3 separate regions of the Mus musculus genome follow, and regions 1 and 3 are each linked to region 2. The links are chromatin loops, found by intact Hi-C in ENCODE. Cell type or tissue: left cerebral cortex. All regions are shown on one strand. Links, peaks and the distances in the headings refer to the core of each region. The heading gives the core; the rest is flanking DNA. Region 1 has its middle 7.4 kb from the start of Sh3pxd2b. Region 2 overlaps Fbxw11 (F-box and WD-40 domain protein 11). Region 3 holds the start of Fbxw11 (F-box and WD-40 domain protein 11).

What was found. A loop is a pair of places that touch in the nucleus more often than their neighbours do. Peaks named below come from ENCODE experiments on the same cell type or tissue, not always from the same donor. Only the 100,000 strongest peaks of a DNase experiment are listed, where the experiment ranks them.
Region 1: it touches region 2 in a loop (2.4-fold over the local background); 4 of 42 quality-filtered maps call a loop at or near these places.
Region 3: it touches region 2 in a loop (3-fold over the local background); 18 of 42 quality-filtered maps call a loop at or near these places.

What each region holds. Positions count from the first base shown.
Region 1 is chr11:32,335,281-32,345,660 of GRCm38, forward strand. No RefSeq gene overlaps it. Among named protein-coding and RNA genes, the nearest start is that of Sh3pxd2b, 7.4 kb to the right of the region's middle. In left cerebral cortex, for the core only: CTCF peaks have their summits at 6,026 (motif pointing left) and 7,736; DNase peaks (open chromatin) are centred at 1,481, 4,207, 5,406, 5,970 and 2 more places; H3K27ac peaks cover 2,033 bases.
Region 2 is chr11:32,704,583-32,714,962 of GRCm38, forward strand. Fbxw11 (F-box and WD-40 domain protein 11) reads left to right here. Exons shown (of 13, transcript NM_001271347.1): 3 at 7,190-7,415. Among named protein-coding and RNA genes, the nearest start is that of Fbxw11, 67 kb to the left of the region's middle. In left cerebral cortex, for the core only: a CTCF peak has its summit at 5,209 (motif pointing left); DNase peaks (open chromatin) are centred at 3,350 and 5,196.
Region 3 is chr11:32,637,848-32,648,227 of GRCm38, forward strand. Fbxw11 (F-box and WD-40 domain protein 11) reads left to right here and starts at 4,708. Exons shown (of 13, transcript NM_001271347.1): 1 at 4,708-5,088. The coding sequence starts at 5,044. In left cerebral cortex, for the core only: a CTCF peak has its summit at 4,497; DNase peaks (open chromatin) are centred at 4,654, 5,267 and 6,319; H3K4me3 peaks cover 2,724 bases; H3K27ac peaks cover 2,135 bases.

The DNA.
Region 1 (10,380 bases), core at 1,366-9,365, 370 kb before region 2:
CTAGAGGTAATCAAGTCCCCTGGAACTGGAGTTACAAAAAGCCATGTGCAGTCATGAGAGTGCTAGGAATTGAACCTGGGTCATCTGAGAAAGCAAGTCCTGTTGGCCACCGAGCCATCTCTTCTCTGGTTGTATCTTTCAATGGCTCTAGAGAAGCCATTTCTTCAATGACATCACACCTGCCATTGGTGCTTCTGGTAAAGATAGTGGGATGAGCCATGTGTGCAGTGTTAGTTCTGCCAGTCATAGCTAGAGCGTGAAATTTAAAATTAGCAATTCTTTGCACCAAACACATGTTGAGAAATACCCCGGTTTCTCCAGTTCATCTGGTTATAGAGTAATGCACATAATATTGGTAACAGTCCTGTGTTGTCTCTAATCACTGGTTCTGGAAGCAAGGTTCACACACACACACACACACACACACACACTCAGATCCAGGCATGTGTATGCTTAATATCCTCCCAAGCCCCTATCCTTAGGCAGATCCCTGGCTCTGTAGCTGGAAGAAGGAAGACAGCAAACAGCTCAAATGAAAACCACAGTTCCCTGAGAACAGCTTCAAGGTAAACTGCTTCCAGCAGGCAGACAGAGTGTGAAGTAGGGGGAGACTTGCTGGGAAGGAAGGACTTGTCAGGAAGGGGAAGAAGGGGGCAAGAAAGTTTAGTAGGGGAGGGTGTGATTAAAGTATATTATATACATATTTAAAGTGAGGCTGGAGAGTGAAGGTGACTAAGGGTCAGTGCTAGGGAAGGAGGTGACTAAGGCTCAGGGCTGGGGAAGAAACCAAATGGGGAAAGTGCTGTTTACTCTCCTGAGTCCTTGCCTCCTGGCTCCACTGTACTATGCTTAAAAAAAAAAAATATATATATATATATATATATAATATATATACATATATATTATATATATATATAAAATTTCATCATCTGGTGGACTTAAACAGATGGCTGACTATCAGGGCTGTTATTTTGATTTTTCAAACCCTACTTTTAATAAGGGTTCTTAATAAATGCAAATGCTTTAACTTCCTTTCTAGCCCACCACCCACCAGAGGTAGTAGAAAAGAAAGGTTAGTAGGATACAAGGGAAGTGGACCTGTTTAGAAATTGTTCTTTGGAGCAAGTCTCATCTGCTCTGTCAGGAAATCAGAGGTTCAGTTCACAAGAATCAGCAGCAGCAGCTTGACCCACTCACAAACACTTCACAGATATGCCAGCAGTCTAGTTCAGTATTGTCAGGATAGCAAACACAAATCCACACCAATGGCAAGACCTAGCAGGAACAGACAGGCCTCAGCCAAACCAGCATGAGTCAGCAGGAGGGATTAAGACCAGCAGGGATGCCAGGAGAAGTTCTCTTCCACGTCTCTCTCAATAACTGGAGACCAAGAAGTGTTGCACAGTTGGCTCTCCAAGCAAGCCCCACCACTGTCCGTTGAGTCCTATTTTTACTCCCTCCAAACATCACGTGTCCTCACTACGTGTTTTGCCTCAGCACATGAGTCTGTCTTAGCAAAACTCCATGTGAGTCTGTAGCAGCTGCCATCACTCTGCCAACTGGCCCTAGTTCACAGAAGCGGCAAGAAGCCACCAGCACACCACCAGAAGTTTTCTGGCGCATTTCTCTCTATGGAATCACAACAAATGAAGCTCAGCTACTCGGTGTAAGGTGAACCAACACATGCCTTTGGTTAGCGAAGAAACCTTTATCACGCATCCTTTCACGTGCTTGCTTTAGCGAAACATGGTTTCACCTGTGTCTGCTTCAGTGAAATGTTCCTTCACGTGTCTGACCCAGCGAAGCACCAATACAACTGGCTTTCCAGAGAAACCATAAGTTTCTACTTCAGGGGGCCAGACAAGAGATAACTGTCCCACGTGACCCCTGTGGAGGTTTAACCCTAGGGATAAAGTGGGGGATCAGGAAGAACTAAGTCTGGAGGAAAGAGAAACCCCACTTTGGGAAGCCCCTCACTCTCCCTATAGCTGGGCTGTGTGGATCTAAATCCTGCCACACCCAGGGCAGAGACATAACAACCTTCAACCACCTGAGCACCAGGCTGTTACCTCTGACACCAAAGTGGACATGGCATTTGAGGAGGAAAAGCAGCTACTAATCTGAAGTGTCCCCTGCAGACCTGAAGTATCCTCTGCAGACCTGCAGTCAGGTGTTTTTTGTTTGTTTGTTTGGTTGGTTAGGGTTTTTTTTTTTTCGGTTGTTTGTTTGCACCAAACAGTTCTCTAGTTTCTCAATTTCACTTGGCTATAGGGTAGTGTGTGTGTGTGTGTGTGTGTGTGTGTGTGTGTGTGTGTGTTCAGGTTTTGTCTTTTATTCTAATGCTAAGTGCTGGCCCCCAAGACCTGGAGTCTGCACATAGCTCCTGTGACCCACCCCAGGTTAATTCTGATTGGTGAATAAAGATGCCAACAGCCAATAGTTGGACAGGAGAGACATAGGTGGGGTTTTAGGTTTCGTGGGCTCGAGGAGAGAAGGACCATGAGGAAAATGAACATGCAGAAGGGGAGGAAGAAAAAGCCGCCATGGGCTGAGGGTCAAGAGAGTGTGGTCCTGGAGGCTGCCCGATTGGAGTTAAGAACATCCCAGATGGAACATAGTAAATGATAGGTAATAACTCACAGTTATCAATAGGAAAGTAGATTCTATCAGCATGGAGGGGATTGTGCTGATTAAGGCTTATTATACATGTAAAGGCTATGGGTGTGTCTTTCATCTGGGAACTCATTAACCAAAGATGGAGTTGAAACTCTGGGCCAGGATTTAAATAATTTTCTACTCCATGTGAGCAATAGGCTCAAAGAACTAGACCCAGGTTCCATATTTCTAAGAGGCATGGGTTAGAACCAGATCAAACCATCATGATATTTTTGGCAAGGGTGGGTGCTGGCCAACAAGAGTATAAAGCTCAGCTTCCTCAGCTGGAACTGTTCAGTGAGATGCTGCTGCAGAGCAATCAAACATGAGGAAGAAGTTCAGCTCCACAGAGCACAGACGGGAAGGTGATGGCCTAATGGTCATGTGATGGGAGGGCAGTCTAAGTCCTCTGCCGGTCTGATGGTCCTGTGCTAGGAAGGCAGCCTAAGTCCTCTGCTGGTCTGATGGTCCTGTGCTAGGAAGGCAGCCTAAGTCCTCTGCTGGTCTGATGGTCCTGTGCTAGGAAGGCAGCCTAAGTCCTCTGCTGGTCTGATGGTCCTGTGCTAGGAAGGCAGCCTAAGTCCTCTGCTAGTCTTTGACTTTGCCACGCTTGAGATTCTAGTTTGGTTGGACCAAGCATTCTGAGGCCTGCTTCCCTGAGGCTGAGTCAGTAGTAGGCAAGGCTGCCCGTCCACGTGGGTGAGGAGGACACTGATGACCAAGACCTGGACATCACAGTCACCCAGCATGATCATCAACCCAAGCTCCATCTACATCCCTGTCTCTGTGTCATTCACTGAACTTAACACATCAATTGAGACTCTTAGTCTCAGGGTCATGGATTCGAGCCCACAGTGGGCACCAAATACCACTAGACTGTCTCTGTCTACTCACCAGCTCTCAAATAATGACACACAGAGTCTTACATTTGCTTATGAATGCTAGGCCTTATAGTGTATGCTGTTTCCCAAGTAGCTCGTATAACTTAATTAGCCTGTTTATTCTAATCTACCATCTGCCACGTGGCCCATTACCTCTCCTTCAGTCCTGGCACCTGTTCCTTCCTCTGTGTCTGGCTTGTGACTCCCCCATGCCTGATTTCTTTCCAGGAGTATCTACCTCTGCCCAGATTTCCCACCTTTCATCTTCTGCCCTGCTATACACATTCAGCTCTCTATTAAACCAGTCAGAAGAATGTTTACAAAATACTAAGGCAGGTGATGTTTCATAAGAATAACAGTACAAAGTCCAGATAGTACTCAGCTCTCTGCTGGTACAGAAATCAACATCTGAATGATACCAAGATAACCTTTACACCATGCATAAGAAGATTACCCCAACAAGTCTCCAGCAACAGCAACAGCACGCTTGCACAGTGTCCACCCAGCTCTTAGCAGGGTAACATGAGACAGACCCAGGACCACGGTTTCTTCAACAGTCCCTTTCCTTCCTCAGGATATCCACCCACACTTCCAGAGCTGGGCTGTCTCAGGGTCAGGCTGTCTGCTGCCAGAACTCTTGGGCCAGAGCCCAACACCACCTCCCAGTCTCTCTTCCCTATGATACTACTCCTACTTGGGGATCTCCTGAATCTTCAATGCCTGCTTGCTCAGCTACCACCCATCCTCTTCCTCTTTCCAATAGCAGATTCTCAGGAGGCGAACCTATTGAACAGCAGTCTTAAAGAGCTGTGGCCAAGGTTTCATATTACTGAGGGTCATGAATTGGCCATCTGGCTCAGAGACACATGCTGGGGTTCAGTGTCACCCTGGCCACCTACAGCATGCCTTGTCCACTTTTATTTTGTCTCTAATGGTGACTCTCTATGGGTGAGACATGTCCCCTGTTTGTCACTTGTTACTAATTGACTGCCTTCCCTGTTAGAATATGAAAGAAAAAAAATCCCTACCTGTTGTGCTTGTTTCTCTCTCCCAAGCATCTTGTTCAGTACTTGACGGGTATTAAGTTCTCAAGTATTATGTTGTCAAGTGAATGATGAATAAATGGCTCAAGTGAATGAATGAATGGGCTCCCAGAGCCACCTGCACTTTTAAACCATGCTCTTCTGCAGTGTAGCTGAGTAGACAAGGCTGAACCATAGTACGCATAGCCCATAAGGCAACCACAGAGTTAGGTTGTCCTGGGAATGTCTAGAGTGGGAGGCACTGAGGAACAATTACAAAACAGTAACAGTTGCTCCTTGGGGGACTGTTTCACGGACCACCTGGAGAGGTGGCCATCTTGTCTGCAGAAGAGCCACTCAATGGCAGGTGATGCTCACCATTAAACAGTTACATTTTGCTGCAGTGTCTCCCACTTCTGTAAAGGAGACACTGGCCACCAGGTTTAGCCTCTCAGTGGCCTTTGGAGTCTGTGTTCATTGAACTGAAATGTAACTCAAAATGTTTTTTGCTAACAATATGATCGTTACCTGTCCACATCTGTATTTATCCACTCATTTGGTAAATATCTACCAATCAGCTGCCGTGGCTGACCACTCTGAGAAGACCCCCTGTTCTCCTCACAGGAAAGGCAGTGCCCATTTATTCAAGGTTCTTTTCTAGGGCCTGTGGGACTGGGCTGAACTGGGGATAATAGCAAGGGAGATGCCTGACCATCTTCATGTAGGTACATTTTGCTGGAGAGTCATATATGAAGAGATGGCGGCAATGCCAAGAGCTCTGAAGAAAATGCGTGTGGGAGGTGACGGAGGCTGCATTAGGAAAGTCTGCAGAAGGAGAAGACTAAAGCTTTAAAGACAGGAAAAGCATTTCCGAGCAGTGAACAGCATGTATAAAGGGATCCATTTCATGAAACAGAGAGAAGCCAGAGCGGGTGTAGGAAGGTGTGACAGAGGAGGGAACTAGATGAGGTCAGCAGGTCTCTGAAACCAGATTCTGCTAATCCCTAAGAATCTGCTCTAAGAATCTTGGTGACTTTATCCTACGTGCAGCAGGAAGTCACTGGGACATTTAAGCAATGGGAGAATGGGGGTGAGGAATGCAATCTGATTTTTATTGGCTAAACACGCTCCTGACTGAGAATAGAGAGCAGGCTCTGAAACCACTGGTCAGCGGAGGGAGGGAGATATGATATCAGGAAGACTCCCACGCCTGTCCTCAAAGGAAGCTTTGTTTCTTCTCAGAGGCCGCCAGAGATGTTTGAGTTCACATCTCAGCAAAGCATGCTCCTGTGCTGTGACCCTAGGCACCATCTCTTAGCTCCTGTTTTCTCACTGAAAGGAGAAAATTAATGCGCTGAAGATGTGCTGGGCTCACTGTGGCTTGGATAGGTCTGTGAGCTGGAAGCATGACTCCCAACAAGGCAGTGTCCATAAGAGTGAGTCGCGCGGAAGGGCGCCACCTGCAGGAGAGATTGATGTAGTGCTCCAACCTGGTTAGTTCTCTCCAGGGCAACTTATCCTATACAAAAGCATGATGTTCATCCCAAGTCTTCCTGGATGCCCATCTCATCAACAATCTGTTCTGCGGACTTCCACTATTGTAATGCTGCTCATCACAATGTCCTCACTAGACGTCACAGGGGGCCACCTGACCTTGGACCTTTCACTTTCCAAACTATGAACCAAACCAACCTCATTTCTTTATACTGCACCTAGCCTCTAACTTCCTGTTGTATATGGACCAGTATAGGGATGTTAGAAACACAGTTGACTATAGAATTTACATTGTTATAGATGACAGCTAGCTGGTGCACAGTAACAGTTACATCTCTTTATAAAGTGGGGGGAAGGTGGACAACGTGAGATGGGAAGACAAGAAAGCAGCACAGAGGGGGTTAGTCATGGCAGCCTTGGACACCAATTACACTGAAGAACATCTGTGGATAGGGGCATCCCAGGAAGACTTCTGGGCACGAGAAGATTGTAAACAGTGCTCCCTTTAAGGAAATAAAACTTGGCCACAGGAAAGATGGAGATGATGGAAGAGAAGCTTCAGGGTCTCTCCCTGTTGCTTGGACCACATAGCCTCCTGTCATCCCATGAGGCTCTCCCTGCATGGGGATTCTACTTAAGCCAGCTTCCTCTAGGCATGGTTTGCTTGTACGAGGACCACAAGCCTTCATGGGTGTTGTTCTTGTGATGAGCATCCCTACGAACACAAGCATACAGACTGCACCTCAGAGAGATCCTCTCTGAACCTTCTCCATCCAACTGTGTCCTAGAAAAGAGCTCAGTTCCCTCCCCGAAGCTGCTGCTGAAAAGGCAACAAAAAGCAGGCTTCAGCCTCCCTGGCCTGATTGTCTTCAGTCTAGGGACTGGGAGAAGTGCAGCCTGCCAGCTTTACAGACGTCAGAATCTCGGAAGGACCAGGAGCTCATTCAAGCTTGAAGAGATGCCCCTCCAGAACGTGCTCCTTCCTGTATGATCCTGCCGTGTGGAACACAGCACTCCATCAGCTCCAGCAGGGCTGTTCTGTGCTCTGCAGCACTTGAGTTTGCAAAATGCCTTCTGGACCAGGGATCTGGAACAGTGAGAGCTAAAGCTGGAGTCTAAGCTCTATCCCTGGCTTCTGCAGACCTAAATCAAGGGCAATACTCTACTCCCAAATGCCTCTGTGAGACAGAAAAGCAGAGAAGTCCGCCTAGAGGCTGGTTTGTCACTAGCAAGGGCACATTGGTCAAGCATCCAGTCTTGCCTATCACAGAAGCATCACTCAGAAACGCTCTGCAAGTCTCTGCAGGCAGCTGGAAGTTTTTAAACAAGTGAAGTCAATCTGGCTCCTAGGAAGCTTTGAGCCTGGTGTGTGTGTGTGTGTGTGTGTGTGTGTGTGTGTTGAATATGTGAATGCATGGGAATGTGCACACACCCATGTAGAGGCAGTCTGCATCCCTCAGGTCTGAGTCTAGTCCTATAAACAGACACTTAGTAGATGATGATGATGGAGATGGAGATGATGATGATGATGGAGATAACCATGGTGCTGAGAAGCAGTTCACTACCACACCAGCCTGCAGAGGGCGCCCTCAGTGCATGCTTACACCAGCCTGCAGGGGGCACCATGGAGACTGTGTGCCAATCAGCAAACCACAGATGGCTATGAAATAGGGCAACTGTCTAGGTATAGCCTTTCCCTAAAGAAGATCTTTTTCTCCTTTTCTGTTAAGATATATTTTGTGTGTGTGTGAATGCAGGTGCCTACAGTGGACAGAAGAGGGCGCCAGATCCTCTGGAGCTGGAGTTTCAGGTTATGAGCCATCCCTGATGACTGCAGGGAACCAGACTCATGTTGTCTGCAAGAGCAACAAGAGGGAAGAAAGAAAGAAAGAAAGAAAGAAAGAAAGAAAGAAAGAAAGAAAGAAAGAAAGAAAGAAAGAAAGAAAGAAAGAAAGAAAGAAAGAAAGGAAGGAAGGAAGGAAGGAAGGAAGGAAGGAAGGAAGAAAGAAAGAAAGAAAGAAAGAAAGAAAGGGAGGGAGGAAGGAAGGGAAGGAAAGGAGGGAGGGAGGGAGAGAGAACATTTTAAAGAAGAAAACTGAGGAGTTGGCTGCACAATAAGAACAGGTTTATTTCAGAGAAAACCTGAGAAGGCCTTTGTGATGGTGTGTATATGCCCAGCCTAGGGAGTGGCAATATTAGAAGGTGTGGAGCGGGTGTGGCCTTGTTGGAGTAGGTGTGTCACTGTGGGTGTGGGCTATGGACTATAAAACACTCCTCCTAGCTGCTTAGAAGCCAATATTCTGCTAGCAGCCTTCAGATGAAGATGTAGAACTCTCAGCTCCTCCTGCACCATGCCTGCCTGATTGCTGCCATGCTCCCACCATGATGATAATGCACTGAACCTCTGAACCTGTAAGCCAGCCCCAATTAAATGTCCTTTATAAGAGTTGCCTTAGTCATGGTGTCTGTTCACAGCAGTAAAACCCTAAGGCAGACCCCATAAGAGAAGGTGGGATAATAAACCTCTCTCACAGGCTAAGTATTATGCCAGAACGGGAAGAGCCCGAAGTCCAGTTGGCCGGTGGTGTTAAGGGTTAAACTGGGATGTACAGGAATGATGTTAAGGGTATTGGCTTGGTAAACTGAAAGCTTAAGGTTGGGAGGGCGTTGCCTCCCAGAGCTGCTCTTGTTGGCTCAATGTTCATTGGCTTCTGTGCATATGTACACTAGTGCAGGCGTGTCACAACCCGTGTATGGAGGGCAGAGGACAGCTTCAGAGAATTCTCTACTTCCACCACAGGATTTCCAGAGGTCAAACGCAGGTCATCAGTCTTGTCAACAAGCATCTTTACCCTCGGAGCTTCCTCGCCGACCTCCCCCTCCCTTTGATTTTTGTATGTTGCTCTAAGTAGTTTTCTGTTTCTATGATAAAACACCATGACCAAAACCAAATTGGAGTGGAAGGGATTTGTTTCATCTTCCAACTCACAGGTTAACCATCACTGAGAGAAGTCAGGGCAGACTGAAGCAGAGCCATGAAGGAACACTGGTCACTGGCTAGCTCCCCTGCCTTGCCTTTCTGATGCAACCAAGGCCCATCTGACTAGGGAATGGCACTGCCCACAGTGGGCTGGGTCCTCTTTATCCATTAGCTGTTAAGAAACTGTGCTACAGCCATGTGCACAGGCCAATCTGATGGAGGTAATTCTTCAGGTGAGATTCTCTCTTCCCAGGTGTCTAGGTTTTGAGTCAAGTGGACACACTCTAACTATGACATGTGTGGTGTCTCCCTGTATGTCTAGATGTGTGAGAGTGCTCTTGCCTGTGTGAACATTGGAGTCCAGAGGTCCACATGTTTTTTTTTTCTTCTGTTCCTCTCTCCATTATTTTTTGAGACCGGTTCTCTCACTGAATCTGAAGCTCACATACTTGCTAAACTGGCTGGCTAGCAAACCACTAGGACCTGTCTGTCTCATGTCCCCTGCCTCAGTGGAAAGCTGACAGATATGAGCCACGGCACTCAGTTTTATATATGATGATTAGAGATCTAAACTCAGGTTTTTATGCTTGCTCAATAAGTGCTCTACCCCTGAGCCATCTCCCCAGCACCAAAAGAGAGAGGTGACTGGTCGGGAATGAGGCTGAACATGTGAGCAGGAGCTAAAAGAGGTTCAGGGTAAGAAAAAACATGGATGGAGTTTGGGCAACACCAAGATTAAAGTTGAACCTGAGACTTAATGAGATTTAAGGGAGAGTTTAGCTGTTATCAGTTTACCTGGTAGAAAAATCACAACAATACAGATACTGTCCATGAGATACCTCCCTCAGACAAGCCTCTGAGACTGTGGCTGTTCTCATGCCACCTGTGGATAAGAAGACCAAGGTACTTGCCCAATCTCATGCCCTGTTAGGCACAGATTGATGGCTGAACACAAAGTCTGGAGTCAGACTCTCTGCAAATGTCATGTCATCTCAGCAACGTCATCACAGGGAAGTACCTGTCTGTTTACACCTCCTCAACCTCCCCATCGGCAAACAGGAAGGATGACTTGTAACTCCCAGGGCTATGAGACCCTAGTAAGACAAGACCCTAGTAAGTAAAGTGCCAGGCCAGCCCCAAGCTCACAGACAGACCTCAACAAATACTGTTAGGCTGATAGCTGGGCTGGAGCAAGCTTAGGACTAAGTGAGATTTCCCTCCCACTTGATTCACAACAGCAAGAGAAAAGCACTAACCCCCTTGTAAAATTCAGCAGAGTTTAAACAGCAGAGGTCTTTTTCCTGTCATTAATCATTGGGGAAAAGCAAATAAAAGCTACAGTGAGTCA
Region 2 (10,380 bases), core at 1,655-9,654:
CCTCCCCTTCCCTGAAGTGGCAATCCAGATTGCCACGCTACAGGAACAGATAGAAGCCTGGGGTACCCTTTCTTTCCTGTAATGTTCACAGCAGCCGCCATAACAAAACATTTTCTGTCCCTGAATATCAGTAGTGGCCAGGCCAACCTTCCAAGAGTCCCCCTGCTGCTTCCTGGATGGTTTTATTTGTTGGTGGGTTCAGAAAAGGAGGGTCTAAATTTTTACTCATTTGCATATTGTGCTCTGGCAGACAGGAGACAAGAAGTGATTACAAGCAGGCAGGAAGTGAGGAAGGTGCGTGGATATTCAAAGAATCCTCCTTTCCCAGGAGCTCTGGGACTTGGGGGTTTCACCTCTCAGATGGGCTGACTCCATGGTTTCACCTGACAATTTGGATGAGTATAACTGACCTTGGCTCCACCCAAACCTTGTACCTGTGGGTATTTAAGAAGTAATATAAAAATATGTGCACGCATGGGATGGGTGGGTGGGTGTGCATGCACGAGTGTAATGTTATGTAGAGGACTGAGAAAGATGCCGGAGAAGTGGCTTCTGCTTGTGACTGTCAAAACTGCCCTTTCTCTTTAGTCAGAGCTGTTTGTCTGAAGTCTAGAGACATGCTGAGCTATTGTTAGCAGAGATTACTACTGAGGGCTGTTCACCCTAGCTTGAGGGAAGCAAGTCTGACTAACTAGGTCTGACTCAAGAGTTCTAGTTCCTTACAGAATGTAAAGGTGACTGTGTGTGCTCATGTACATAGACAGTGCTTCTCAAACTTACTTAGACCCCGAGTCATCTCTCATGCCATGTAGGATTAAATACCATTTAGAAGTGATTCACTGGGAATGTGGTCCAATGGTCAGGTGCTTTCTAGCAGAATGAGGATCCATGTTTGATCTGTAGAGATGAGTAGACGTCATGACACCCAGCCTCATCAGGATAGCTTGAATGGTGGTCTCTATTGTAGCTTTTCTCAAATGTGTATAAGAGAAGCTGGGAAATGTATAGGGGCCAGGTTTAGTCTGGCCCTCAGGGTTTCACTGAAGTATATACACTTTTAGCCTCTGTAATTTAGCATGAAGAGAATAGTTGATATTTCTTCACAAGAGCTGCCTTCCTCTCAGTTGTATAAATAATGCCGTTGCTATTGTGGAACAGGTGAATTAAAACCTCTCACTGTGATGATGCTATTACTAGTGTAGTCTGCAGAACTCAGACATTCTTGCTTCTTTCTTGAGTGAAAAACATGACAATGCTTAGGTCACTGCCATACTCCGGCAGTAAGGAACCAAGATACTGTCCAGATTGCAGAGGGTTTAGCGTAGACTATAATACTGGCCTTATGAGTGTCACAAGGACTCTGGCTCTCTGCTTGCACTTGACTTCTCATCCTCTCCGTGCTCTCCTTGTGTGGCCAGGCCTGCTTCTGTCTCCTTGCCATTCTTTTTATTTAACTTTTTTATTGATTCTTTATGCATGTCACATCATGTACCACCAATCCCATTTGTCGTCCTTCATATCTTCCCGTTGCCCTTGCAACCTCCACCCAAAAGACAATAAACAAAACTCAAACCCAAACAAACCAAACAAAAAACCCCATCTTGTCATGGAAGCTGTAGTGTGTCACAGTGTCGCACAGTGTAGCCTTTTATGCATACATCTTTGCTTGCAAATGTTCATTGCAGTGAGTCATTGGTCTGGTTTAAGGCCTCTGGCTTCTTCTACACCATCAATACTGGAACCTCACCAGGACTTCTCTCAGATGTCCTGTTGTTGCCCCGCGTCATGGAGATCCAACAGCTTTGGAGCTACAGTACTGGCCCTTTCATGTGCTCCAGCAGATCATAGATGCAGTAGATCTGTGTTCACTTCTCCTGTCTTCTGCTTCAGGACTGCCCACTGCTGCCCTTGGTTTTGAGCACTAGGACATAGTGCTTGTTCCCCACACCCCCTTTCTCCTGTCCTCTGTCACTGGCCTTGACATTCTGGGACTTTTAAGATTTTATTAAGGAAGAATTTCCCTCCACAGCCATTCTGCTCTGCCCAGGACAGTGACGTTGTAAACATGTGCAAAGGAAACCTTGGAAGTAGTGTCCTCAAAGTAGGGAAGAAGGGCTTCTTTGATCTCACCACACCCTGTGGCCCACCATTTGATGAGTGATTTCATTTGCCTAAGGTCCCACAATGAGTGACCAAGTTAAGATTCCAGTGTCTCGGTTTGGTTCGCCTATTGTGTGTCATTGACATAGACAGCAGTGACTCATATTCAGTGCTGACTCGTGTCAACTGTTGCAGATTGTCCATTGCTCTGTTGGGAAGTACTCTGGGTTGAGTCCAAACATTTTAGAACTTAAAGGATAAAGGAAAAGTGGGCAGTTTGAGAAAGGTTATTCCTGAAGATGTAAACAGAGATCCCCTTGGAAATTTTTTTTCCTTTAGTTTTTCGAGACAGGGTATCTCTGTGCAGCCCTGGCTGTCCTGGAACTCACTCTGTAGACCAGGCAGGCCTAGAACTCTGCCTGCCTCTGCCTCCTGAGTGCTGGGATTAAAGAAAGGTGTGCCATCACTGCCTGGCTCCCTTGGTAATTTTAATAGAGCCGTAATGGACCTTCCAAAAACACTGCAGAGCAGATGTTGGAGTTTAAGTTTTGTGTTCCATCTTAAGAGTTCTGGGGCTGGGTGGTGGTGGCGGACACCTTTGATCCCATCGGGAGGCAGGGGCAGGCGGATTTCTGAGTTTGAGACCAGCCTGGTCTACAAAGTGAGTTCCAGGACAGCCAGGGATACACAGAGAAACCCTCTCTCCCCTACCTTCCCCCAACCACCCCCCCCCCAAAAAAAAGAGTTCTAGGTTTGGGATGGAACCTTAGAGCAGCCTGGCTGCCAGTGAGGTGTCTGTCGCTCCTTTCCGAGCACTGCCCACCCACTTCCCCTTCTCATTAAGGCTCCATTTAGCTGTTAGGTAGCAGCTTCAAAAAGGGAAAACCCAGTCATGTATAATCTCCAGTTAATGGGCATCTGTTGAGCCTCTAGGTTACCAAAGGGATAATTACACAGTACTTCTTTGTGTAGTAAACACAAAAAAGAAAAGAAAATGTGTTCCAAAGGCAAGTCAGACTGTTAGTGACCAACAGCATCCTCTTCTTGAGGGAGAAAATTGGGGCAGTCATCTACTCTTGCTGGGGGAGATGGCAAGGCAAGGCCATTCCCCAGATCAGCTATGGAGCAAGTGGGAGGGAGGCCTTGTCTCTTTAATTGCTGGTGGGTGGGATGCATTACTGAACAGCAGACGTTCTAGGAGACATTGTGTGCAACTATTGGGAACTTGTGAGTCTCTGAGTTTCTGCCACAAGCCATAGAACAGCAGTGATGATGAAGGTTACCCCACAAGCTTCATGCCCAGGCTCTGTAAGTGAAGACTGTATGCTTACTATTGATTTAGGAGGATAGCTTCCTGACCCAGCATGGTGTGTGTGAGCAACAAGCCAGAGTTCTTGGGTTTGTATCCCTAAACTCTAGTTTGGGATCTCAAAGTTTATGTCTTGTAGTCATTTAGGTTTTGCAGAACTTGGCATAATTCAAATAACTTGTTTTTCCCCCTTTAGAACACTTCAGTTATGGAAGATCAAAATGAAGATGAGTCCCCAAAGAAAAGTGCTCTTTGGCAGGTAGGCATGATAAGCTAGCAGATGACTGTAGATAAAGCTCTGCCTTTCCTTATGTCCTCACCGAGAGCAGAACCCAGCCTCTGTTTTGTATAGGGTTGCCAGATTCAGAAGCCACCCTGCTTGTCCACCGTTCCCTCTGGGGAGTATCCTTACTGCTAGTAAAGCACTTTGGAGTTTTCTGGAAGATTCCAAAAAGGCAGTATCCTGAAATACCAACTTCGTGGCCTAAGATAGACTGTGTGGAAATCCTCCATCACGGGGATGGTGGAGGCTTAGAGCCAAGTGTAGACTGCTGTTTTTCTCTGTCTGCAGCCCACCCTCCTCCCTGCTCTCCCTATGAGGGTCTGTCTCCTTTCAGATCAGTCTCCTTTCCTGGCTCTCTCACTTTCCTGCCCAATCTCCCCAGCTTTGTGGTGGGTGTCTGGGGAGCACACAGACCTTCATGGTTTAGTGTTTTCACTAAGCATGCTGGTGAGCATTTTTTTCCTTTGTGAGGACATGAGTAAAGGCACAGTATATATAAAGGAAAAAAAAGTGACCTGGGCACATTTGAAAACTATAAAGTAGGTTAGTTAGCTAGAATAGTGCACGCCCAGCAAGTGTAAGATGACGTGGACCAAGGTGAAATAATGGCAGCAAGGCTGCAGGGTTTGTCTGGGCCACGGGGTCTGGGATAGTAGCTGGAAATGCACTCCTAAGCACACAAGTGCCTGTTTGTCTTTTTGAACATTATGTATGTGTAAGAGGAACATGCGCGACCTTCTGCACCGCTTTGCTGTACTGCTCTTCACTGTGACCTTTAGTTTACTGTGGCTCCCAGCGCCTTAGCACCCAGGTTCCTTCATCTGTTCATCTCCTCATTGGTTGGTTACTCAGTGGAAACTAGATGGTAAATGAGAAAGTGGATGTGGGAATACTGTGATCTAGAAAGCGGGGCACAGGTGTAGGCTGTCACCATCATTCTGTTTAACCTGTTGTGACCGCAGAGGTTCTGGGGAATTGTCAGTAGGGGTGGAGTAAGAGAGGCCGAGCACATGGGGTCTTTGAGACTCCACAGTTGGCGTTGCCGTGTGCAGCCTCATTCTGTCCTGGTTATTGTGCTCACACCACCATAAAACCCTGCATATCTCGCCTTTGCTCCTTCCCATTATTTTCAAAGCTGTCAGTGGTTAGTCCAGCCTCACTGTATTTAAAGCTGGACCGCAACAGCTACACTGCAGTGTTGCTGTGCAGAAAGATAAGTTGTGATTTGCATTACCAATGCTTGTAATTAGACACTTATATTTTCCTGTTACAATGTTGTGATACTGTTATGCTTAAAATAGCATTGAGATCTCCTTTTATGTTTATCCTTTTATACTTGATATCTTATGTAAGATCCCCTTATATATCTCCCTTTATATTTGCTGATATTTATCATAGCAATGAGTTTTTACTTTGTCTTAAGTTCTTCTATTGAGGCAAGTAGATGAGGAGTCTTCCAACAAACAGAACTTTTAGAATGCCTGTTCAATGCTGCCCTCTGGTGGTAACAGAGGCCAATTAAATTATCCCTCATTCCGGGAATTGGGGATGACATGGAGATGTGGAAATGGATGGTTAATATAAATTAAGTAGAAGATGAGTGCTTTCTGACCTTGCTGTAAATGTAGAAATAAAAGCATACTTGAGATGTGAAACTGAAATTATTTTTGTCAAGGAAGGTCAGAAGTTTCCTTTGAAGTTTACAGAGGTTCTCGTGTGTGTGTGTGTGTGTGTGTGTGGTCTAGTTTAATATGAGAGCATACTATTAACAAGAGCTCTTCATTCCTTGTAAGATGTTGGGAACAAGTTTCTAATGGAAGTAATGGACATTTGTAATTCACCTCTTCAGGTCTGAAAATCCTCTAGGGTCTTACTTTCTGTTAGTGTATGCACATAGGCTATCAGAGGACAGATGGCTTGGCAGTGGTATGACAAAACACTGATGTGGCTAGGTGATGGCACACACCTTTAATTCCAACACTCAGGAGGCAGAGGCAGGTGTATCTCTGACCAGCCTGGTCTACAGAGTGAGCTCCAGGACAGCCAGGGCCAGACACCTCGTCTCGAAAAACCAAACCAAACCAAAGACCTGATGTGGCTTTTAAATAGCATTATAGTGGTTGTGGCTTTGAATCTAGGGATGTAGACTGTTATTGTTATGGTGATGGGGGAGTATATGGGTACATGGTTGTGAGTATGCAGATATGTCTGGACATTGTCTTCTGTTGTTTGGCCAGCAGTTACTAACCATCTGAAGTAATATGGAAGGGTCAAAACTATTAGGAGAATAGCCGGGCGTGGTGGCACACGCCTTTAATCCCAGCACTTGGGAAGCAGAGGCAGGCAGATCTCTGAGTTCGAGGCCAGCCTGGTCTACAAAGTGAGTTCCAGGACAGCCAGGGCTACACAGAGAAACCCTGTCTCGAAAAACAAAACAAAACAAAACAAAAAACTATTAGGAGAAAATGAAGCTTTATAGATGGATTTACTTTTAGGCTTCTCCTCTATTTAGATGGGGGGGAGGGGGTGTCTCAGTATGATCCCTTAAAATGCAGTCTGGTCTAGCAGACTCAGCAGCACTTGGAAACTTAAAATACAGATTCTGAGGCTCTCATCCAGACAGATGGAGCTCGAATCTGTGTTACCAGGCACTCAGCTACTCCAGCGCTTGCTCAGGTGTGTGAACCAACCCTGCTCTGGTTTTGATTGCTCTTGGTGCCTATGGTCAGCTGCAGTCTAAACACACTAAATGAAAAATTTCACAAGTGTAGGTAGGGAGAACATATGTACATATTGTACTATATTGTTTTAAGTATTTTGTTATTGTCAATATTTTTGCTATGCATAATTTATAAGCCCTGCTTTATCATTGGTATGTATGTATGTATGTATGTATATATGTATGTAAAGGCAGAAATATGTATGTAGTGTTTGGGTCCATGGTTTCAGGCCTGATGTCTTGGAAATATCTTTTTTTTTTCCTCCTTTTTTCTTTTCTTTTTTTTTTTTTTATTAGATATTTTCTTTATTTACATTTCAAATGCTATCCCGAAAGTTCCCTATACCCTACCTCCGGAAATATCTTGAATATAAGAGAGACATTAACTTTTAATTTTGAGGACGTGGAGACAGATTACTACTAGCCAACTAGATGCTGGCTTATCAAATTGGGCATTTAGTGCCTCTAAGATGATCATCTCCAAATGAGTTTTCTAATGCTGGAGAGGTGGTATGGTACGCAATGGGGAATAGTGAGCTAAGGCACCGGTCATCTTTACAAACAGCTGCAACTTCAGTAATTACTATGGTTGTTAATTTGAGGCTATGGGCCCTCAATGCATTTTAATTGTGTGATAAATGGATGAACAAAAGAGCTTAATTTGACTTAGGTTCAAATTGGTATTTTGAGGCTAAATCCATAGGACAAAAGAAATTTCTAATGAAATTGATTACATGCCTTTCTAGCTAATTATTGTTTCTTTGTTTTTCCAAAACAGATCAGTAATGGAACGTCATCTGTGATTGTCTCCAGAAAGAGGCCGTCAGAGGGGAACTACCAGAAAGAAAAGGACTTGTGCATTAAGTACTTTGACCAGTGGTCTGAATCAGATCAGGTGGAATTTGTGGAGCATCTTATCTCACGGATGTGTCATTATCAGCATGGACATATTAACTCTTACCTGAAGCCCATGTTGCAGCGGGACTTTATCACTGCTTTACCAGGTAGGTAACTGCACTTCTCACGGTTGATGGGCAGTGTGTGGTGCCTAGCCCTCAGTGCTGGCAGTGCCAAGTGTGCTCTGTGAAGTGAATGGCAGAATGAGTGTGTACACTGTGAGTTGCCATTTCTGGACAGCCACTGTATTTGTAGTTAGATTTTAATCCTTCCTCAAGTGCCATGTAGTAAGATAGAGTAGATGAATTTTTAGGAAACAAAGGCCACTTTTGTGATTGATCTTGCTGCGTATTAGTCAATGCTGTTGCTTTATTTAGTTGCTTTTCTGTTTTTAAAGATACACTATTTAATTTTGGTATGTAGACAATCTGTATTTTACATGTAATTTTAAGAATGTATGGAGCGAGGCATGGCAACTCATGCCTGTTCTCCCAAAACTTGTTAGGTTAAAATGGGGGGATTATTTTGAGGCCAGCCAGAGGACATACAAAATACATGTGCACACATGTGCGCACGCGCGCACACACACACACGTCTACTTTTCCTTAAGTCTGAATCTTGGCAAGCCTCAAAGAGTTGAGATTGTCCCCTTGTCTGAAGTGATACTTAGGCAATGGCCAAGAAACCGAGGAAACTGGTAATGTGTCTTTGTTAATGTTTTTTTTTTTCCTTTCTTTTTTTGTTTCAATTTATTTATTTTACGTATGAGTGTCTGCATGTATATCTGTGTGCCCATGGAGGTCACAAGAGTGTTGGGTACTCTGGAACTGGAATTAGAGGTGGCTATGAGCCGCTGTGGCTGGGAATCAACCTGGGTCCTTTTCAAGAGCAGCAAGTGCTCTTAACCTCTAGGCCATCTCTCCAGCCTGTTAACGTTTGTTGACACTGCTTTGTCTACTCCTTAGTGAAGCCCCTCCATCCTCTCTCATGCATGTGCACTTATGGGTAGTTTTCTGATTAAGTGTTACTTGTATTTATGACAGTTTTAGTCCTGAGCAAAGTCTTTAAGAAAAAAAAAGTACAGAGAACTCTTATGCTCCTACCTGTGCCCATGCCTCCCACAGCACAGCATCTGTACTGTCATTGTCCTGCTGCATTTGTGTTCATGGGGGAACCTATTGATAAACCATCATCCCCTGACTCCATAGTAGACATTAACCTGTTGTGGTACGATTAGACTGTGTGACATGCAAACCTGCACCCATCACTCTCATGGAAGGTCTTTACTTTGTCTTCAGTTTGGTTGGTAAGATGTAGAGCTCTGACTTGTGAAGAGAATGTTGGTTCTGTAGCGCTTACTGCCGCCATGCCATGCCAGTACAGGTCTAGGAGCCTCCCATGATGGGTCAGTACTACTGCAACAGACCTGCCTCAGGAACAACAGGTTTGCAGCTGATGGTGCTTTCTTTCATAGCACACAGAGGACCTGGCTGAGCTGTAGTTCTAGCCTGGAACTTGGATTACAAGTGACAAGGAAGCTTCTAATGTCTTCTCACTCTTCTTTCAGAATTTATGAGTTTGTTTTCTACACTGAGAGTATAAAGAATATTTGAGAGTTAGCTTGACTCTGCTGATCTTTCAATGACAGACTAGTGTCCCGTCTTCCATTAGTTGTCTTCTAGAAAAGCAAATAGAAACCCCTTCCATCCAGAATTACAACATTTAGTTGCTTAGTCCAGTTTCTCATTAGGCAGATTATAAAATGACAAGGATCAGAGAAATTGGATGACATTCCCTCGGGTCACCTGGCTTGTTTGCCATGTGCTATTGTAAAATGATGGTGGACAGATATCGCTTCAAAGTTAGCACAAAGGATGAAATCACTCAGTTAAGATTACTCTGGGAGAGTCCTTAAGTTGATCATGAATGTTAAATAAGTGGATCATAACTGTCTTTGTTTGTTGTCTATTGTGATCAAGCATCATGTTCAGAAGCAACTTAGAAAGGAAAGGGTTTATCTCATCCTACAGCCTGCAGTCCTCCATTGAGGGAAGCCAGGGCAGGAGCTGAAGCAGAGACCACGAGGACCACTGCCTACCAACTGGCATGCTGAGTTTGCTTTCTTTCATAACTCTAGCCTTTGTCAAGTTGATGAAAAACCTCACCAGGACAGTAACTCAATTCACGTTTAGTGATGGAGGATGAGAAGAAGGGTCTTTCATTGTGAGAGAGAAAAGTCTAGGTGAATGGATTCTTGTGTGTGCCTCCTCTGTGTTGCTGGAACTCCAGAGCCCTGCCATTGTTCTGCACCAAGAAAGGTCAGGGAAGTCTTTCAAGTTGCTGACTGTACTGCTCCTCATCAGTGACGACCAACGAATGAGGCCAAGCCTCCATTCTCTTAAGAAAATCTGCTGATTGTTTGTTTTTCTTGTTTTGGTTTTATTTTCTTCTCTCTAATTTGCTTTCCAAATGGTTTAGATGTGGGCAAGTGCCCCTTATGTTTAGAGAATAGCCACAAGGTGGCACTGTTGAAGTTCCCCTGATGGTTTCCAGCAGCCCCTTCAGGGGTGTGGGGTGTGCACAGCCTTGGAGAAGGGGCAGAACAGATGAACATGTGTTATGTATATAAATATGGTTAGTATAATTGCGAACAATTCAGTTTTCATTACAGCGAATTTTAAGGCATTGTCCATATCTCTTTTAACGTGGAATTTTGTGGTATTGAATGTTATATGAAATGAATGGACTGTTGGCTGGGACATGGAAATATTTCTGTTAAAATGCTATTTGTTTTAACAGGATTTGATCTGAACATATATACATATGTCAGTATATTTCACACACGAGAATCTAATAGCGAAGGACAAGCTGGCCCAGCTGATTGTGTTTGTGAAGAGTAGACTTGGACTAACCCTGGCATTAGTTCTTCTCCCAGGCCTATGCTAGTAGAGCATTGTGGGGAAAAGATGTCTGCACGCACTTAATGTAGGTTTAATAAGATGGAGAACATTTTCAGTCATTCTGCTAGTTCAGTGTCCAGTCATTCAGTAAGTATCTGGAGTTTGGATTTTC
Region 3 (10,380 bases), core at 830-8,829, 68 kb before region 2:
TCTGAGGGTCAGGAATCCAAGAGTAGCAAGCTCTGTTCTCTGTTGAAAAAATACAAAGCGTAGCTGGGAAGCTGGTGACATACTGAGGTGCACTGAACAGATCACTTCAGCTGGGGGTGGTGGTGCTGATATTGACCCTCACTCACAAAGGCCACAGAGACCCACATCACTGCAAACCGTAAGACATCTTTTTTTTTATTGATCCAACACGTTGAGGACCCCCTTCAGCACACAGGCAAGAGGAGAGACCCCAAACAAACAAAGAACACACTTTTTATACCTTGTAAGGGGCAGATTTAGGCAACAGGGATAGCTGGCTTATTCTAATTGGTGTAGCAAGTAACCCTTTCAGACATTGGTTGGTTTGCATAGGGTTTGCATACCTTTGGCTTAGTCCCTTACTCTGCCTGCCCTTATGTTTTTTGTTTTTTTGTTTTGTTTTTTTTTTCAGCATTGTTTAGTTGGCCAGCTTCCTTATCTGGCTCTGCACTTGGCCTGCTAGTATAGTTTGGAAAGTCCCTTCAGAGGGGGAAGGGGCTGAGTGGTCTTTAATTTATTTTGTATACTACATCACACACAGAGGAAGAGAATGAACACACATCATTCAGACAGGCAGGCAGGCAGACAGACACCCCAGCCCTTCATACACACACAGAGTGGGGTGGAATGAACGCTGTGAGGCAGTCTGTAGTACATTTGCTGCTTGGGTCACCAAAGCAATAGGAAAGAAGGTACAACAGAGGCAGGACCAGGAGCCCCTTCATTTTGCCACACCTGTGATCTCTGCTCATGAAGTTAAGCACAGTCTGCATGCTCCAGCATCTCAAAGGACGGCAAGGTGTGTGGGCTTGGAGCCAACTGCTAACAGGCACACATATAGGTTACTGCAGATAAATGAATACATCTGACTATGTGTGGTATGCACCTCCTGGCATGGTCATCTGAGGTCCACACTCCGATGTCTAGCGAGACCTCATCATCATGTTGAGGGTCATTGGTCCACACCTCTTCACTGTCAGCACGCCTTGTAAACCTTGGCCCAGAGCTGTCTGAAGCTCTGGACAGAAACTGCCTTATGACTTTCTTCGGCCTTTGTCTATGATCAGATCTGATCACCAGCTAGCACCAAGCCTGAAGCAATAAGAATCCCTGCACACCCGGGTTCTTTCTAAGAGGTCAGAGCAAGGAGGTCAGCCTTGGCTCAGCTTATGTAAGTCTTCTGTCATAAACATGCTTTTTAAAAATCTCTTTGAGCGTTTGGAATCCAAGCCAATAATTTTAGTTTTCTTTTTCTTTTCATGAGGCATATGATTTTAATTAAAGGACGGAAACTGTGAGCTTTTTTGATGCCAGGGGTTGCAAACTCAGATATCCCCAGGGATTTAGCATTCAAATGAGAAGCATGCAGATTGCTATGGTGTGAATGTGGCACCAAAGCTTTGGTTGAAACGAGTCCCCATTGTGAGGGTTAGGTCATTTTACTCTCATCAGTCATTTAACCCCTTCATAGATTAATGGGCTAATAAGGGAGTTGCATGGCTATGGAGTGAGCTTTCTCTGGTTAGCTTGCTATAGCATCTTGCCATGTGATGACCACTGCCTGCAATGACCTAGGGAAGGCACTGGCAAGCAGATGCTGGCACCTTGCTCTTACCATGAACTAAACCAGTTTCCTTTTTCTTTCTTTCCCCCCTTAGACAGAGTTTCTCTGTGTAGCCTCGGCTATCTTGAAACTCACTTGAATTCACAGAGCTTGGCCTACTTCTGTCTCCTACGTGCTAGGATTAAAGGGTGCACTGACACTGCCCAGCTTTAGTTTCTTTACACGTCATCTATTCTCACATATTCAATACAGCAGCAAAAAAAAAATGGACTGAGTTCAAGGAGTAATGGGAATGGTGGAAGCTTACTTATATAGAGACACTTTCTGAAAGGAAGGTAGAGGATGCTGAGCCACTGAGTACTGTCATCATATAGATCTAAAAGTCAGAGAAATTAAAATTAAAATGTAAAGTTAAGATTTGTTTGTTTGTTTTTTTCGAGACAGGGTTTCTCTGTGTATCTCTGGCTGTCCTGGAACTCCCTCTGTAGACCAGGCTGGCCTCAAACTCAGAAATCTGCCTGCCTCTGCCTCAAAAGTGCTGGGAGTAAAGGCGTGCGATACCACTACCCGGCCTTAAGGTTTATTTTTTAACTCTGTGTGTGTTGAGGTATGTGCACAGGTGTGCCTGCGGAGACTACCAGAGAGCATCAGTTCTTCCAGAACTGGAGTTCCAGGCAGCTGTGAGCTTCCTAGTGTGGGTACTGGGAATTGAACTCAGGTCTCCAGGAGCACTCTTAGCCATTGAGTCCATCTCTTTAGTCCTCCAAAAGTGTGAAACTTCTAACTGATTAATTTTGGCAGTGCTATGGGTTGAACCCAGGACCTTCAGGTTATGGATATGCCAGAGGGTTTTTTTTTTGTGTGTGTGTGTGTTGTTTGTTTTGTTTTGTTTTTTGGTGACACGGTTTCTCTCTGGTTAACTGCCCTGGCTGTCCTAGAACTCCTTTTGCAGATCAGGTTGGCCTTCAATTCACAGAGCTCCACTTGCCTCTGCCTCCTGAGTGCAAGGATTAAAGGCGTGTACTACCACACTCAACATGTGAAGATTTTTAAAACAAGGAATGTGGTAGTCTAGGCTAGACAAACACATGGGAGGTTCATACTCATCCTGTGGCCCCTACATGCTATAGTGTATGAAAGGTCCTGGCATTTTCAAGGTCTTGGCTGCATTGGTGAAGCCTAATAGACTAGTCTTTCAGTATCCATAGAACTTCCCACACTCGATATGGGCTTGGACTTGCTTTGACTGATGCGGCAGTCAGACCTTGATAAGCATCTGCTGATGGCTCTTGCCCTTTTTTGAGCCACCCTCCAGAAGCTTGGGAGGCCCCATGTGTAACCTCAGCTGATATATATATCACATTGGTCCAGATGAGCTTGCTTAATTTACGTAATTGTATAAGATAATAAGCCATTGTTATTCTAAGCCACCACGCCTTGGAATGGATGGTTATGTCACAATAGGTAACTGAAACAAAGGTCATTTAACCTAACCTCCTCATTACACTTCTGACTGTCCCAAGTCCAGAAAGGGAAGAGAGTTTGGGGAAAACCAGACAGCAAGGTATTGGCAGTAACTCCAATTCTGGGCTTTTCCCAGTTGCTTTTCTTTCAATCTCTTGGTGAAAGCCACTAGATAAAGATTCAAAGTCTATCTGCAGGGGATTTACACTGTGATGTGGATGTATACAGATTACTGTAATGCCTTGCTCCCTGGGAATCGTTAGAGTACTAAGTCATCCTCTTTACAGGGGCAAAGAATTGAAACAAACTTGAGAAGCAGGCAAGCAGGCACTGCTACTGTGAAGTGGGCTGGGTACAATGAGCCAGGCCCTTGAGACACTTTATAACAGCTCTGACTGCCAGGTCTCCTGTAAACATAAACAACTTAACAGTCCGTCAACATTAGACAAGGCCATTCTGTGGCCTTAGCTTATGGATCAAGACAAAAACAAGACCACCCCATAATCATTTGTGAACACAGATAAAACATGGACATTGTCCAAGTCCCTGAAACACAGCTACAAGACTAAACACTTGAATCTGGCTAACAGGAGAGGCTGTCAACAATTACTGGATTAGTTTTAATCTAATATAACTTCCCATAGATAAGGCTGAGGTGCCCAGTCTTATACCCCCACTTCCCGGCAGTATCTGCTCCAAAGCCCCTTCAAATCCTTTTCTACATTACCTAAGGTCTCTTACTGAGACGTCCCTGCTTCATCATGGTGTATGTTCATTTCTACTTCAGCTAGGAAAAAACCCACCTTGTTCAACTATCAGCGTGTTCCTGGGGGCTTTTGGTTCGAGGGTATTGACAGACTTGGAAGTCACAAGGAGTTAGAGGTTCTCTGAAGTCTCTAGATGCGTTTCTTCATATCATTTCTAACTCTTAGTCAATGTCTGCTGTCTTCCCACTAGAATTAAGCTGAATAAGAACAGAGGTCTCTCCGGTCATTCCCAGTGCTTAGGGCAGTACTAGTAGAAACTGAATGCTTAAAAATAAGTGTCTTCGGCCGGGCGGTGGTGGCGCACGCCTTTGAGGAGGTGGAGGCAGGCAGATTTCTGAGTTCGAGGACAGCCTGGTCTACAAAGTGAGTTCCAGGACAGCCAGGTATACAGAGAAACCCTGTCTCGGAAAAAAAAAAAAGTGTCTTCAAAATGTATAGCTTCTTTCTCATGGCTCAGCTCCTCCCAGTCAGTGTGGCAGATCTCCACACACCGCTTTCCCAGCTCAGTCTCCAAACTCTTAGATGCCCATCTTCCTTTAATTGTGTCTTCGACCTCGCGGGCCCCCTCCCACACTTCCTAGTGCAACCTGGGACCCACCTGTCTCCACCATCTGTCCCTACCAAATGCAACACACACGGAACGGCAGCGCTGCAGCCTAGACGACTAGTGGGCACCGCAGACACCCACTGCGCATGTGCGGAGATCGCTCGCTCGCACTGCAAAGATCTCCGACAAGTGAGGAGTTGCCTCGGAGTTTCCGTCCAGGTCCGTGCGGCTACGGGCTGCCAGGAAGTCAGGAACGACCAACCGGAAGAAGACCTCGCGCGCGAGGATTTCTGGGACAAGTAGTCGCGGCGCTCGCGAGGCCCTATCGCGAGCAAGCCCTAGATACTCCAGCTCTGCACGTCCGGCACTCACAGCCCTGCGCTCCCCTAGGTGCTCTCTCCGGTGGCAGAAGCCGGCAGATTGGACCAAGCGGCTTCTTGCTCCCACAAAGCTGCGCGAGCCGCCGCGGCTGCCGGGAGTTGTAGTCTTCGCTGTGCGTCCTGCGTCGGCCGAGGGTGAGGGCGGAGCTGCGGGCGGCCCGGGCGGGCTGGCAGCTAGAGTGGGTGCGAGAGCTGCCTCCACCGCCGCCGCCGCCACCGCCTCCTCCGCCCGGGCCGATCGCTGCTGAGCGGAGAGAGCGAGGCGGGGCCGCCGGGGCCGCCATGGAGCCCGACTCGGTGATTGAAGACAAGACCATCGAGCTCATGGTGAGTGCGGCCCACTGGCCTTCAGTTCTTCCGGCCGGCCGGCGGCCGGGGGGCCTGCCCACCCCGGCGTCCGCGCCAGGCCAGCCCTCGTTCCCCGCCGCCTGGGCCCGGCCGCCCCCCTGCTATGGCTCGTTGCTGACGCTTCGCGCTCTTGGGCCGGCACGGCCTCCACTCCCCGCGGCTCCCCCAACCCCCTCCTTGCCGGGCTCCGGCCAGTCTCCGGCGCCCCAGCCTCGCTCCTGCCGGAGCCACTGCTCACTCTTGCCTTGCCATCACACTCTGTTTTTAGAAGGGGATTTCTTTTTCCCTTCCCTGGATTCCTCTGGCCGGGCCTGCATCGCGCCTCCCAGCCTCGCTCAAGCTGAGGGTGATGGTGGTGGAAGGGAGTCCGAGACCAGTTGGAGCCGCTTCGGCCTCCATAACCTAGGCGCGGGGGGTGGGGTGGGGTGGGGTGGGGTGGGTGGTAGGGGTGGGTCTCAGCACCCTCGCCCCAAGCTACCGCTGTATGGATGCCAGGATAGCCCCATTGGACTGGGATGTTGGGGGTGCCTACGAGTCTGAGGCTGTTCCGGATAAGGGGCCTATTTTCCGGGCCCCTGCGGTGTCAGGCTTCTTGGACAAAGGGTTTCCTACCCTGCCGTGAAGGATGTTTGTATAGCAAGGCCCTAGGTACTCTTGAATTCCATCCCCCAGGAAAGGGAAACCATAACTTTTATCATTTGGGAAATGAGAGGGGAGGGAGAAGAGGTCGCGCTCATCACTGCCACCCTCTCTTATTTTAATAATAAAAAATGGGAGGGGGGTTTCTTGGCCCACGGATAAGCAGCGATCCCTGTACTGTTAGGAACCATTGGTAGCCAGCCTGGTCAGGTCTCCCCGGACACCCCTAACCCGTTTCTGACCTCAGACTTGGTGCTAGAAAGGTTTTTGGAAACAGGACTCTGAGTCTGGGAAAGTGAAGGATTTGCTCATTGGCGGAAGAAATAAAGTATGGCTGACTGGTATTACCTGCCAGTTTGAACGTGAGGGAAATCAAACTGGGCCCAGGAGAGTTGGGGAGGAAATCAGCCTCTGCAAATGAACATACAAAGGGCTTCTTCCTGTGAAAACCTTGATAGTTTTCTTTGTATCTCTACTGATATAGTAACAACTAGTATCTGCTCCACAGTATTAAGAAAAGGTGAAAGATCTGCTGAACTTAGCAAGATGTTTTCCTCGTCAGAGTTTCTCCAGTGTGAATCGCTTATTGAGTCAGTGATTCCACTGGGTAGGGTTGGTGACATCAGAGCCACTTCCCCCATTTAATGCTATAAATAATAAATGGTGATACTGAAAGTCTGTTGGATAGCCTCATGGTTTCTGTGGATGATGTTATCCAGGGAGCTGAGGTACACGTTTTAAAATGGAAGTATAGTAGCATAAAATACAGAGTCTCATGTCTGCTGGACTCTGCACAATGTGCAGAACTGGATTGTTGAAAATTAAACCTGGAAGTTTCTGGTTGGTTGTATGTGTTGAAAGGAATTCTGTCACTTTATCTTCAGGTTCTGAGGACTTTTTTCCATTTTCAGAATCGAATTGTTGGTTATAACAGTTTGGGAAACTTTGATAGTTATTTTAACAAAATACCTTTTTTTTTTTTTTTTTTTTTTTTTTTGGTTTTTGGTTTTTGGAGACAGGATTTCTCTGTGTAGCCCTGGCTGTCCTGGAACTCACTCTGTAGACCAGGCTGGCCACCAACTCAGAAATCCGCCTGCCTCTGCCTCCCAAGTGCTGGGATTAAAGGCGTGTGCCACCACTGCCTGGCGACAAAATATCTTTAAAAAGTTGTTGTTTAATAGGGAACAAAATAGCCATGAAAGGAGTTACAGAGACAAAGTTTGGAGCTAAGACAAAAGGATGGACTATCCAGAGACCACCCCTCCTGGGGATCCATCCCATAATCAGCCACCAAACCCAGACACTATTGCATATGCCAGCAAGATTTTGCTGAAGGGATCCTGTTATAGCTGTCTCGTATGAGGCTATGCCAGTGCCTGGCAAATACAGAAGTGGATGCTCACAGTCATCTATAGGATGGAACACAGGGCCCCCAGTGGAGGAGCTAGAGAAAGTACCCAAGGAGTTGAAGGGGTCTGCAACCCTATAGGTAGAACAACAATATGAACTAAGCAGTACCCCCAGAGCTCGTGTCTCTGCTGCATATGTATCAGAAGATGGCCTAGTCAGCCATCACTGGGAAGAGAGGCCCCTAGGTCTTGCAAACTTTATGTGCCCCAGTACAGGGGAATGCCAGGGCCAAGAAGTGGTAGTGGGTGGGTAGGGGAGCAGGGCAGGAGGAGGGTATAGGGAACTTTCCGGATAGCATTTGAAATGTAAATAAAGAAAATATCTAATTAAAAAAAAAGTTGTTTATGTATTATTGAGAATTCACACATGCACCACAGTGGGCATGTGGAGGAGGTCAGAGGACAACTTTGTAAAGTTTCTCTCCTGCTTTTACTTAGGTTCTGAGACTTGAACTCATTTTGTTAGGCATGTATGTTCAAGTGCGTTTGGCTGAGCCATCTTAATGACCTCTATTTTGGCAAAGTGTCTTCATACATGTTCCATCTTCTTAAAGATAAACAGTGTATCTGCTTTCATAGTGACCAGTTCTTCATACTGAAACACAATGTCTTCTTTTTCAAGAGTTAGAAGAAATACAGTGTAACTAACCCCAGGCGTGGTCTTCTAGCATATGACTAAAGAAATACTCTGGTCCACATTTACTGGTTTTCTAAGCTTATAACTAAGAAAGTTTTGTTTTGAGTGCCGGGGTGCACCTCAGTGGCAGAGCACATGCTTAGTTAGCGTCCGTAAAATCCTGATGGGTGTTTAGATTTTGTGTGATGATATTTGCCATTAAATTGAAGTGATGTCACCTAGTGAAGACATAAAAGGGATTTAATGTAGGATTCTTAGAAATGTAATAATAAAAAAAATGTGCCAGGCATGGTGGTACATGCTTTTAATCCCAGTACTCAGGAAGCAAAGACAGGTGAATCTCTGTGAATTTGAGGTCAGCCTGGTCTACAAAGTGAGTTCCAGGACAGCCAGGGCTACACAGCTTGTCCTAAAATACCCAAACAAACAAACAACCCCCCCCCAAACAACCAAACAAAAAACCCTGTCTCAAAAAACCTAAACTAACAAAAGTTGTAGTGCCTAGACCTGCATTGTTAGATCTGATTTACTGTGTCTATGCATATGCAGTGTTACTTGAGTCATTTATAAGGTATGTAGCTACAGTTTTTCCAAATTGTTGATACCTGCTTTTCATTATGACAGGTTTCAATTATAATCAACATACCCTATTGTGTTATATTTTAAAATATTCTTTTGAAAATGACTTCATATTGGTTGTGGAATGTTAATAGTAGAGACTACATCTATTTAGTATAGTATACACTTTGCTTCTGTCCCTAGCTATCCTAGGGGATAGTCGGAGGAGAAAGATGGTGACAGAACAGTGAAGTTTCAAAACCCAGTTGTTACCTTTGTGACTACTTGAGGCCTGGTCTACCAAAGGTGCTTCTGTCCTGGCATTCTGTTTCTAGGACTGACCTTAACAGGAACCTTACATAGATTCTCTGTCTCCCCACTTTGTCCTTTCTCTCTGTCCTTTATGCCTCTCTCTTCTTATCAGTCTCCCATCTCCCTCTTTTTAATATATTCTCTCTTTTCTCCAGCTCCCTGTCCTCTTGCAGGGTCTTGTGTAGCCCAGGATGGCCTGGAACTTTGTAGCTGAGGCTGGCCTTGAACTCCCAACTCTTTTTCCTCTACCTTCCAGGTGCTGGGATTATGGATCTGTACTACCATCCTCAGCAAGGTAGTAAATGAACTCTTGAAACAGACAATGAATTATAGTTGCTGATAGTGAATAATTTAATTGTCCTCTGGCTTTCATGGCTTTACTGGCCTAGTGCTGAGGCAACTTTATGGACCTGTTTTCTAAACTTCCCTGTAACAATCAACATTATTATGAGTGAGATAGAAGAGCAGTGATCCATTTTGGAAATATTCAGAGCTTACCAGGCTGTGTGTCTGGTTTGGTGGATTTCAGTGGAAAGAATGCAAACTGCGTTATGCATCACATTGAGTTGGGAGCAGGAGTTGATGTACAGGCATTCCTTAGGAAGCTGCAGATTGACAGACAGGTGGCTAGTTCTTCCCATGAAAAGACAGCAAAAAGCTGCAACAGTTTAAGGACACAGTCCAAAAGGCAAAGGTGCCTAAATACTGAGTTTCATTCCCTAGGACTCACATAGAGGAAGAAGAGAAGAAACCTCTGGAAAGTCACCCCCATCCCCGAAAATAAGCAAATACAATTTTACAGAAGTTTAAGGATGATAATTCTGCCTCATGAATATGAACAAAACTTGCCTAGTTACACTTCTACTGAGTTATTGGCTGTTGAAGCATTCCCCACTGTAAGAGACCTTAAGTGAGTCACTTCCTTTTTGCTTTCAGCTCCTAAGTGGATGAAGTAATAAAGACTAAATATAAGAAGGTGCAATCTAAATGCTATTTTTAGAGCTATTGAAGTATATAGGCAGGCTGCAAAACTAGGGAGAGGAAAGAAATTGTTCAGGTAAATTATTGTTTGTCTTTCTCTTTTCTTTGTGGTTCAGTTTTTTTCCCGCTCCCTTCCTGTCTTTGGCTTTGTGAGGCAGGTAGGATTGTGTAGTGAGTCTCCAGCCGTTGGGTGTCTGCACTCACCCCTCACTGCTCACCACATGTGCAGAAATGGATGCGGGTTTCAGATGAAATAAACCACACGTGTTTATAGACTCTGACCTAGAGAGACTGTGGCCCAAATAGTTAATCTGCCTGAGAATTTGCCATAGGTTGACGTCCTTCAGACTTGACAAGGATGGCCCTGACTGCTGCAGTCTGTCCTTTAAGTAGAGAGCTAGCTCAGGATATTCCCTAGTCCACGGACACAGAATCCTGGACCCATACACATGAGTGTTTGGGTAGTGCTATTGGAGCATCTATAAGGACTCTGGGATCCTCGGGGGGCGGGGGGCACGACACGCATCTCCAGGCCTGCTGACTCTGCTTTCCATCCCTCTTCAGTTCTCCCTCCTGCTACTTTCTTGCCTTCTTTGAACCTGCCTCGCTGATCTTTCTTCCCACTTTCTTTTTTGTGCTCCATCGAGAGTTGGGGGACCATGTTCCTGCATACTCTTGTCAGTACTGGTATAAACTGCCTTGAGTACATTTATTGAAGGCTGCTGTTTACTAAAG